Regions from separate parts of the Mus musculus genome. Here region 1 is linked to region 2. The links are chromatin loops, found by intact Hi-C in ENCODE. Cell type or tissue: heart. All regions are shown on one strand. Links, peaks and the distances in the headings refer to the core of each region. The heading gives the core; the rest is flanking DNA.

Region 1 (5,848 bases), core at 973-4,972, 130 kb after region 2:
CTAACGTGGTCACGCTAAGTTCTTTGGAAAGTCCTCAGGAAGAAGAGGAAGGAGGAGAAGAGAAAGGCTGATTCACACTTATCCACAACAGGAAGGAGGGGGGGGAGCAAAGGCAGGAACCTCCATCAGAAGATGTCCCTCCCAGAGGTCAACACAGCTGCAGTGGCTGGGCCTCCACCACACCCAAATTTATCAGTCCCTCACCAGGCAGCCATATTCTCACATCAGATCCTGGGCCTTCAACAACATAGTTGTAGGCAGTGAATTACAGTGATGTTTTCTCTCCCTCCCACTCTCTCTCAAACACCTGAAAATATATTCCTAAAGCTACTCTATACTCTGGCAAGTGGAGCCACACTGATGTCACCGTCCCAGAAGGTAATCCAAACACAAGCGCCAGCCCCCAAACTGTTTTCATCTGCCGCCAAACCCGAGCAAAAGCAAGCAACAGCACCCCTCCACACCCAGAAACATGCACCATGCCCGGCTGCTCCTAACCCTTGAGCTGCCTGGCTGAGCCGGTACCAGCACCCAGAAGCTGCCAACTTCCCTGTCCACGCATATCAGCTATTACTGTCAGATGCAGAACTAAGAACTATGACTCCCTGGACTCGTGACAAAAATAACCCGCAATTTGTCAAGCCGCTCACATGACACCTGAGAGGGATCTTTGGGTATTTTGTGAAAGAAACGGGTGTCCCATGAGCAGTGACCCCTGACCTCCGTGCCTGGGTCCCTCAGACTACGGACACTGCCACACGCAGCAGAAAGGATATGCATGCACTGAAAGAGGACGCTCAGGAAGTTGTGCAGAGAAATAATGAATGTGTCGGCCCATTGTCGAGAAAAGTAGGTAGCAAAGGTGGGGTTGGTGTCTGGGGACGGCAAGAAGGGCAGGACAAACCAATCCTTCCACTCAGCCTGGTTCTGGAGCTCCGTGGCCTGCTTTGCAAAGAACTCCTGTGCCTTGTCATTTCGGTTTGTCTGCCAAGATACAAAGAAAGTTGCAAGGGAGGAGAAAGACAAGCCCCCGAGTCAGGTAGTCAGGTTCTTCACTGTTGCAGAGCAGCAGCCTTCGCATACCTCCTGTCAGGCCAGTAAAACAGTATCTATATATAAAGAAAATCATCACCTTTTTCTCCTTCCTTCCTTTCTTTCTTTTTTTTTTGTTTTTTGGTTTTTTTTGTTTGTTTTTTGGTTTTTTTTTTTCAAGACAGGATTTCTCTGTGTGGCCCTGACTGTCCTGGAACTCACTCTGTAGACCAGGCTGGCCTCGAACTCAGAAATCTGCCTGTCTCTGCCTCCCAAGTGCTGGGATTAAAGGCATGTGCCACCCCTGCCCGGCCTTTTCTCATTTCAAAGCTGATTTATACTGCAGTTCTGGGGCTGGGGGATAGCTCAGTTGTAGATCATTCATCTGGAATGCACAGAGTCCTAGGTTCAATCCCCAGCACCAGCTAAAACCAGGCACGCGGCACACCTGTCTACCTAGCACTTGAAATACTGAAGCAGGAAGATCAGAAGTTCAAGGTCATCCTCAACACATATCAAGTTAGAGGCCAGCCCAGGACACATGAGACTCAACCAATTTCAAAATCAAAAGTCAACTGAGGTTCTCTTGACAAGTGCCATACTGAAAACAATCCCTAGGTGATGCTCAAATAATCTAAATTAGTGCCCCAAATCAGCTACATTTTGTTTTGCTTTTAGAGACAGGGTTTCTCTGTGCAGCCCTGGCTATCCTAGAATTCACTCTGCAGCAGAGACTGGCCTCAAACTCAGAGATTCACCTACCCCTGCCTCCTGAGTGCTGGGAAAGAAGGGAGAAGTGCACCACCACTGCCAGCTCCAGCTTTGTATATAGTTTATATATAAAATATATATAACGTTTATAGTCCTTAAAATGCCACACAAGTTTACATGCTTAAAACCAAAAGGACATAGAACTGGGGAAAACCAATCAGATGATCTCTACAGATCATAAGACACTGGGGATGGGGAAACAGTCAAAAGCAAGAAGTACCTGGATTGTGTAGACAAGATAAAAGCGGAACAGGCTGGTTTTCAGTTTGTTGATGGTAGGTCGATAGATATCCTCCAAGCGGCTGAAGAGCCTGCGTTCCAGGTAGCTCCAATAATCCCGAAGGGCAGCCAAGTCGTAAACCTGCATCAACTGTTGCAGCTGGTCCACAATCTTGTCCACCTGAGGGGAGACAGACAGAAGGAAATTCTCACCTCACTATACATCGTATAGTTTCATCTTCTTCCTATGGCTCCCAGATGTAAAAACATATAGTCCAGTTGGCAATCTATAAAATCCCCAAGATATGTTAGCATACTAGCTTTCAAGTTATTTTCTCATGCTAGATACAGGACTTGGTGCTCTGGCAAGCTCGGAAATTCCAGAAAGCAAGAGCTTTGGCTCCAGGTGTTGAGTCTCCTTGACCAACTTGGCAATGTCACTTCAACAGCAGTCTTGATTGCCTCACACTGTAAAAATAAGTAAGAGCCAATGAGCCAGAGACAATTGCCAGGGTCCTCGTCCCAGCTCCACAGTTTCTGAATTCCAAGAGACACAGTGATTACTGGCTCCCTGCGGGTCATCAGAGTCCCACCTGAGCCTCAGTGGCTGCTGCCTTCAGTCAAAGACAATCACACCATGACAGTGTTTTGAATACCACTGCTGTCTGGAGTAGGGAAATGCTTTGCTTTGCCACCAAGCAACCAATAAACTCGAAAGGTAGAAACCAATATCCTAACTTCCTTCTGATGCGCCAACAACTAGCTCACCACCTCCCTCAATCCATCTGCCCAAGACCAATTTAACTCTGTACGTGCAAACATACAAATCATAAGCAAAGAAATCCCAAGCGCCTCTCAGTGGAAACTAGTATCAGAGAACTTTGTGCTTCAAAGCAGAAGGGAATCTTCCAATGATTCCCTGATGCCATTCTTACAATCTACCTCCCAGACCTGAACCCAGTCTTCTGGGCGCAGCCCCCTTTGCTCCCGCTTCTTCCATCAAAATTCAGACTTGCGCTCAACCATGGCTCTTAAAGTGTTGTAACCACGCCGGCCAGCCATTGGCTAGCACCTGCTGAGAGGCTGGCATGGAGTGAAGCCCTGTACCGGGAACCAGGGACCTGAGTCCCGATGCTCCTGACTCACTCACTGAGCAACTTCGGGCATGTCACGACCATCTCCGGCCCTCAGTTCCTCCTATGTCAAGCGAGGGCCAGACCGGAGACGCCTTCAGTCCCCTACCATGCAGTGACAGCGCCGCCCTCGCCCCGGAGGGCAGGGTTGGAGCAGGAGGCCCGCCCCCCGAGCCGCCTCCGCCGCCCCTGCCGACCCCTCACCCGGAACCCCTTCTCTTTGTCCGCCTTGATCTCCGCATCCAGCTGCCGCAGTGTGTGCGTGAAGCCACGGAAGAGCAGGTACTCCCGGACCAGCTCGTCTGTGCGCTCCACCGCCTCCGCCATCGCTGCGCGCGCGCGCTGCAAAAGACCCGAGCCGCTCAGGGCGGAGGGGCGGGGCTTGGAGCGACGGGGCGGAGCCTATCTCGGGCGCCTCGTACGTCACGCCACGCCCAACCTACCAACCTTGCGCTCCGCCCCGCCCCGCAGGCGCCCCGCCCATCTCCCCCTGTAGCCCCGCCCCTCCCTACTCTCAGCCAGCTCCCGGGCGTCTCGGCTTGCTGAAGTTTTCTGGTGATACAGAGTGTGTCCTGAGTTGCTAACACTGATGCCTCGATCCAAGTAAAGTAAAGCTGGACCTTGCGAACCTTCCACATATTCACAGGGCGGGGAGGGAGTGATGTTCCCAGCTTATTGGCATGACACTGCAGAATCTTTTGTCCTCTATCCTCCTCTTACAAAAGGAGAAAACTCGAGCCCCAACAGGTAAAGTGGCCAGTGTGAAGTCAACTCATAAAAGTCCAGCTTGGACCTCTTTTCTTTTCTTTTCTTTTCTTTTCTTTTCTTTTCTTTTCTTTTCTTTTCCTTTCCTTTCCTTTCCTTTCCTTTCCTTTCCTTTCTTTTCTTTTCTTTTCTTTTCTTTTCTTTTCTTTTCTTTTCTTTTCCTTCTTTTTTGGCCAGGGCCTCACACACGCTAGGCAAGCACCCTACCGCTGAGCTGCTTTTGGGTTTTGTCACAGTCTCACTAAATTGACCACACAGATCTTGAACTTGCAATAAAAAAAAAATCCCCACCACCAGTCCTGTCTAGCCCTGAGTTCCTGAGTAAGAAGGGTAAACTATACCAACCAAGATGTACCACTTAGAGAAATTTTAAAAAAGGCAAGTTTCAGAAGGGTGTGACCTATGGTCCCAGTTTCTTGTTAGTTTTTTCAATTAATTGTGGTTTTGTGAACAGTTTTTAAACTCAGGAAAATTGTAAAACAACCTATATTTTATTCTCTGAAGGACTTCCAGTTCCTTTTGCCTTCTTTCTTTTTCTTGTTTAGAAAATTATTTGAAGTTTTTACAAGGCATACATACACATTTTGCCTTATTTCTTCATCTTTGAGAGAGCACTGATAATGTCCACCAGGCACAGTCATAATGACGATTTGATAAGATAGTGCATGAAGACCAGGCGTGGTGGTGTATACTCTGGAGACAGAGCTAGGCAGGTCTCTGTGAGTTCAAGGCCAGCCATTCTTAATTAAAAAAAAAAAAAAAAAGCCGGGCATGGTGGTGCACGCCTTTAATCCCAACACTCGGGAGGCAGAGGCAGGCGGATTTCTGAGTTCGAGGCCAGCCTGGTCTACAAAGTGAGTTCCAGGACAGCCAGGACTACACAGAGAAACCCTGTCTCAAAAACACCAAAAAAAAAAAAAAAAAGGCATCAAAAAGATCAAATTATTTATGTGTATACACACACACATACATACACACACACACACACACATACACACATGGGTGTGGGTATCTATGCCCTTGTGGGGGCCCAAAGAGAGTACTGGGTGTCTTTCTCCACTTTTTCCTTTAGAAACAGGGTCTCTCCCTGGAACTGGGGCTCTCATTTTCACGGCTAGGCTGGAGGCCAGCAAGCCTCCACAGTCCCTTATGTCTGCCCGCCTCAGAGCTGAGGTTATGCTTGTTTATAGGGACATCCAGCTTTATACATGGGTGCTAGGGCCCAAACTCTGATCTTCATGATTATGGAGCAAGCAGTCTTAACTACTGTGCCATCTCTCCAGCCTCAAGATTGTATTATATATATAAACATATAAATATATAAAATTATTTATATAGAATGTATAGTACATTGATTTTTATTATATTTATATATAATATAAATACATTTTATATAATATATTATTTATATATAATACATACATATATTATATATTATGCAATATATAATATATTATACAAGGTATAATATATATTTATATAATAGTTAAATATAAATTTTTACTTATATATTGTATAAATATAAAATATATTTTTTACATATTTATATTATATAATGAATGAGAAGCAGTCTCTCTGTGCCCTCTCATACACCCCTTGTTCAATCTGAAATGTCTTCAGGCACTCACATTAGCTGCCTTTTCTCCCTCCAGCGTTTGTTCAGATGTCATGTCTCAGTTTTTGTCTGCTTTCCTAACAAAGTGTCACGAACTGGGTGGCTTTGAAAGGACTTAGTTCTCATAGTTCTGGTGCCCAGAAAGTTAAAAATACAGGCTCGGCTGTAGCACAGATTTTAGGATCAAAGACCGGGTCCGTGTCCCCCCCCCCCCCCGTCCCCCGTCCCCCGTCCCCGGTCCCCCGTCCCCCGTCCCCCCCCCCCCCGCAGCTCTGTTGAGCTAAGTTCCATCCTCTATGGTATAATAATAATA
Region 2 (5,848 bases), core at 1,160-5,159:
GTCTACTCTTCCAGAGGTCCTGAGTTCAATTCCCAACCATCACGTGGTGGCTCATAATCATCTGTAATGAGATCTAGTGCCCTCTTCTGGTCTGAAGACATATATGCAGGCAGAACAACCCGAGTTCAATTCCCAGAGTCCAGGTAAAGGAAGAGTGGGCTTAGTACTACTGGTTGTCTTCTGAGCTCCACATGAACTGTAGCATGCATGCCCCTATAAATGCAATACAAACAATGTTCTAAAACTTTAAAATGTTTTAAAGCAAATGCTTCTAAGGCGATTTTAACTTTAGCTGGAGGAGAGGGGATTCCATATGATGTGTCTTTAAAGTGACACTAACCACAGCCAGCATGTCTCTCCTGGCCTCAGCACTTGCACCAGCGAGGTCTTCTCTAGTCAACCACGAGGTTTAGTCTCTTGTTCAAATGCTACCTGGGCAGAGGGCTTCCCTAGCCACCTCACATTAAAGAACTACGCTGCCAAGCTACTCGACCCCAGCACTGCTAAGCTTTCTTTCCCTCCATAGCAACTTTCATCTGCCTGGTTCTATTATTGTCTTCTCCCATTAGGATGTAATCCCCATTAAAAAACTCTGCAATGGCCTTTCACGGTCAATAGTCTCTGATGTAAAACTAACCCGTAAAGGTCAGGTGAGTAATGAATGAATGTGACTTTTCAAAGCTTTGAGAATTTCTAAGTAATTCTCTTATGCACTAATAGCATTCTCTATAAATATTTGTTGACATATGTTAATGTGCATAGTTGGGCTGAATATACATACATACATACATACATACATACATACATGATTTAAGTCCTATCTTTGCCTCTTCCCTATCTGGCTGGGATGTTTCTTGGAGCTCCATCTTGTGAACCTGACAGCCTATAGCCTTTATCCATGAGTAAAGAGAAACAAAACAACAACAACAACAACAACAACAAAAAACAATAGATTCCATATAAAACAAACTGGCTTACCCTATTTACTGTCCAACAGCACAATACCACCAGCGGGGGATGTTTTAAGAAAAGTCTAGCTTGACTGTGATTCTAGTGGTACAAGCCAAGGGAACACATTTGGTGACGGACTTGCAGGCAGAGAGTCCCAAGTGACCAAATGGTACCCCTTAGCAGAAACTGGGAGTGGGTGCCCTCTGTTGTCCTATAGAGCCACTAAGTTTTAATTATGAGAACTCCACGCCGATGGTCTCATTCATCTTACTTACCCCTGAACGGCCCCACATATAAACAGAAGTAGGGTTATGTTTCTGTTCTTACATATCCACAGGAGCAAGTAAATTTCGGTACTGGAGCTTTGAGGATACCCTCAAACCAGAGAGTCTCTGAGCATTGTCTCCGTTAGTGATATACACATGGCATAAAACCAAGCACAACTAACTATGAAGACTAGTTTTCAAACAAGTGTGATCAATGGCACACTTCATTTCCTCAGGCCAATGCCCAAAGAAACAGAAAGTCTCAAGGTCTGACACAAACACATTCCCAGAAAGTTAACAAATCTAGAGATGCTAACCCATTTCCATGCTGAAACTGAAGCGCTTAATGCGAACCATGAGGGCACTGAACACCTCCTCATTCTTTTTGTCTATATGGGTTTTTCTTTTATTAACTTTACTTGGAAAACTGTTCCAACTGTATTATCCACCAAAGTGAAAAGTGACCAACAAATCAGGGTTAAATATACACACACAAACACAGATCCTAAGACTGCTGTGGGGGTCTTATTGACTTAAATAAGGCAAGGTGGGAGATTTGCTTTGTGAAAGTGTTGGCTAACAAAGAATTTCTAAGCTGATGAAATTTTTGAGAATTTACCCTTATACATATAACCATGACTCCTCCAAATCAAGTATTTTAAGTCTCACTTCCAGAATAAGAATGAATTATAATTGTGCAAAATAGAACTCAACCTTTTAACTTCAAATAAATTAGTTCATTTTTATTAATAAGGTTCAGTTCAGAAAATTAACTTGCCCGTGGTCATCAGGTTGTTAAAAGTCAAGGGGGGCTCTAGACACAAGCCTTAAACTGTATGTTCTACTGCCTTCTCAGCGCAGGCACCTAGCAAACAAGTTATAGTCACTCAGAACAAACTGCAGTCGCATCTTCCCCAGTGCTAAACTCTCCCTCCTGCAATGCTCAAACCGGTCCATACCATAAGCCAAGCCAGGAGTTCCCATCATCCCCTAGCATCAATGTCTCCCGCCAAAAACCTCACCACCTTCACAGCTGTCCCTAGGAAGAAATCACTAAAGCTCCCCAAAGTCTCGCGAGAGTACAGCCGTTGCCCTGGCAACAAGCGGCCTGCTCTCTCAGCGACCGCTGAATTTCGATGGCATTTGCTCTGACCCTGTCGTCGCCCGGTGCCTGGGGGACATCCTAAAGTATTCTCCCGGCAGGGGTGGGACGACCGGCGGACTTGAAGAGGCCCAGGGAACGAGGCGGGCGGCGGACGCGCCGCTTAGGCAGCGGGGAGCGGGGGAAATGCGGCCCTCGGCGCGGGACGGCGCGGGGCCCGCGTGAGTGAGGAGGCTCCGCGCGGGTCCCGCCCCGAGAGAAGGCCTGGCGCGGCCGCACGCCCCCCGCTCGCCGCTTCGGGCGCGGACCGGCGTCCGCGGGCTTCCGGCGCCTAGCGCCTGCACGCCTCGTCCGCGCACGTAAGGAGCTGCCGCCGGGCGTCCCGGCGGGTTGTCGTAATTTCGAGCCGTCATCCGGGGCTGAAGCTTCGGTCTCCGCCCCGAGATGTCACCTAGAAACCGCTCTCTCGACTGCAGTTGGCGTTTATGATGAAGCTTCGCGAGGCCTTCCGCGCCGTCCGCGCCCCCGAACGCGCTCGTCTGTAGACGTCAACCGGGGGCTGAGAAGGTGTTTGTCGGCGGTGGTCAAAAGGCTCGCTTTTAGAGAGAACCAAACACCAGTAGTTGTGAAATTGGTAAATTCTTTTGGTGTCCTCCAAAGTGTAAAAGCTTGGCAAGGATGATTTCATTGCAAATAAGAAAAGAGGAAACGTATACCTAAAACTGTATTATCCCCAAAGGCACAATCACTGGCATGTGTAGCAGGAGGAAAATGTCATTTTAGTAAAATGCCAATTTCAGGCTTGCCTAGAAGCAACAGTGGTCATCTCCAGCCGGACCTTCTGGTAGCTATTCCAATACAAATGGTGTCATTGGCTTTAAAAGTTAAATATACAGTAATGATCACGGTTAAAGAGAAACTTAAGTTATACACACTGAAGCTCGGGTCAACTGAAAGTTCAAGAGAAAGGGGAAAGTTTTTACACTATTGCTACATTTTATTGTCTGAATAATTATAACTTTTCTTGTGTACTTTTTAATGCGTGAAGACAATCCCCATTTACTATTGCAGTGTAGTGTTTAGTTATGAATATAAAATGTAAATGGCCTGGCTATATACTGTGGAAGTTTTTCAACTAAATTATTTACGTGATTTGTCTCTCTTGTTTCAACAGATTTTTTAAGTTTTATTTTTGTTCATAAAACATACTGACAGGTTATAAATATATCCCCCTTCATCTCTTCTAAAATTCACACCCCCATTCCATATCCACTCATCATCTTAAATTTTTTATTTAATTAAAATATAATTACATCATTTATCCCCCTTCCAACCCTCTCAGATACATATCCTCTTTTGCTATTTATTATCATTGTGTGTTTAAATAAATATATAAATGCAACTTGCAGAAGCCTATTGAATATTGCTTATGTGTATATTCTTTGTAGGACTGAACATCTGGTATTGGATATCTGTTTAGGAAGCTTGCTTTGTAGTAACGGATAGTTTTGTAAAATCTTTGAATTTGAAATTAATTTCCTGTATCCTTACTAGTTTAGTTTTCAGAGATCTGTCACTCTTAATTAAATACAATTGGACAGGTTTTGTAGTATTCATTTAATACAGAACCTGCACACCTTTGCTTAAAAGAAAAGCTGTTAAAAATCTCCTTAGACATTTTACAGCCTACTCACATAATTAAAGACATTCCGAGGAAGACACTAGAAGAGATGTCAGAAGATTCAGAGGAGGAAGACTACTCAGATAGAAGCATCAGTGATGACGATGACTTGGTATGTCTTTCTTTTTTACTTTGCGTAATTTGAGGTAAAATGTAGTATCAAGCACATATTTCCAATTAAAACATTATAGAATTAATTTGATGTAAAAACAAAACAGATGATGTCTGTTTTTGTCATAGAAGTTAGAAAATAACTGAAAAATGTATTGTGTAATGTGCCCTGTCTAGAAAGAAAGAAAAAGAGTTGATTTTTCTTGACGAGGCTATCAACTTGAGAGTGGGGAGGGGGAATAGGAATTGACAGGAGGAATGGGAAGGGCAAAATGATCTAATTCTATTTTAATTAAAAACATTTTTTAAAATGGGAAAGAAAGGATTTTTCTTGAGAAAATCTTGGGTGAGATTATTCTGGATTCTATTTAAATGTGTGTATATAATGATTAGGATTTTATTTTTACAGTCATATCTACTTCCTTCCTTATGTGCGAAATCTATTGCAACATATTATGCACCATACTCAAATCCCTGGTGTTCCAGCCAAGGTTCTTGGGTTTCACCACAGTACAGTAATGTGACTCCAATACCAGAAGGAAAGGATGTGGGTAGTAGAAAAAGGAGGAGGAGGAGGGGGAAGAGGAAGAGGAGGAGGAAGAGGAGGAGGAGGAGGAGGAGGAGGGAGATAGTGTTTGATATTGTGTCTGTACTTACATCCTGTTCTGTTTTAAAGGAGATTTTTTTTAAGTATAAATTACCATATGTTTAAAGTTCTAAAATCTCTCCAAAAATGATATATAGTTCTCTAAGTCCACAACTTTCTGTGATCTTATTCACCAGTTGTTTCCCCAAGTATTCCAAGAACCTTTAAACTTTCTCCCTTCTCTGTAGTTATTATCATGGCCATACCCTATTGTCTTAGGGTTTTACTGCTGGGAAGACACACCATGACCAAGGCAACTCTTATAAGGACAACATTTAATTGGGGCTGGCTTACAGGTTCAGAGGTTCAGTCCATTATCATCAAGGCAGGAACATGACAGCATCTAGGCTGGCATGGCACAATGCAGGAGATGCTGAGAGTTCTACATCTTGTTCCGTAGGCAAACCAAAGAAGATTGACTTCCAGGCAGCTAGGAAAAGGGTCTTAAAACCCAAGTGACACACTTCCTCCAACAAGGCCACACCTAAAAGTGCCACTCCCAAGCATATTCAAACCACCACACCTGTGGAAAAGGAGGAATAAAAATGCAAATGTTAGGGTTCCCTTGGGGCCAGTAGCCCAAATAATCATGGAATCTTCCATTTACTAAAGATTAAAGACAATCACAAGTAGTAAGGTAGATATTAAATAAAACTCTGGATTTTGTTATTATTGGTTCTTAAATTTTAAAATTCATTTGTTTCAGGATGAGGATTCCTTCATGAAATTTGTAAGTGATGATATTCATCCGTGCACACTACTGGCAGGTTTGCACTCATCTATGTGTGTCCTCCTCCCTGTTTATCATGAAACTTTTTGTGGATAAAGTAGGATAAGAAGAGTGAAGAAGTGCAGATTTAGTAAAATAGGGATTATTCTGGTGGTAGGGAGAAAGAAATATAACTGCTTTGGAATTTCAACTTTTCAGGACAGTTTTAAGTAAACCAGGTTAATATTAGAAAATAATGAATGAAAGTAGTAGTTCCTCTGTGAAGGACTCTTTAACATAAGGAGTTACATTTTTATTTTATTCAAAATACAGGACTGTTTTTAAAGACCTAAAAGCATATGAAATATATATATTTGGTGAT

Evidence for each region. Peaks named below come from ENCODE experiments on the same cell type or tissue, not always from the same donor. Only the 100,000 strongest peaks of a DNase experiment are listed, where the experiment ranks them.
Region 1: a loop joins it to region 2, with 2.7 times the contacts of the local background. A loop is called at or near these places in 4 of 42 quality-filtered maps.

Annotation. Positions count from the first base shown.
Region 1 is chr6:34,907,338-34,913,185 of GRCm38, forward strand. It overlaps Wdr91 (WD repeat domain 91), which reads right to left and starts at 3,494. Exons shown (of 15, transcript NM_001013366.1): 1 at 3,360-3,494; 2 at 2,024-2,203; 3 at 777-984. The coding sequence starts at 3,482. In heart, for the core only: a CTCF peak has its summit at 3,274; a DNase peak (open chromatin) is centred at 3,334; H3K4me3 peaks cover 1,775 bases; H3K27ac peaks cover 1,604 bases.
Region 2 is chr6:34,778,107-34,783,954 of GRCm38, forward strand. It overlaps Agbl3 (ATP/GTP binding protein-like 3), which reads left to right and starts at 2,326. Exons shown (of 20, transcript NM_001289656.1): 1 at 2,326-2,953; 2 at 3,994-4,112; 3 at 5,464-5,524. The coding sequence starts at 4,050. In heart, for the core only: a CTCF peak has its summit at 2,710; DNase peaks (open chromatin) are centred at 2,335 and 2,705; H3K4me3 peaks cover 1,524 bases; H3K27ac peaks cover 1,448 bases.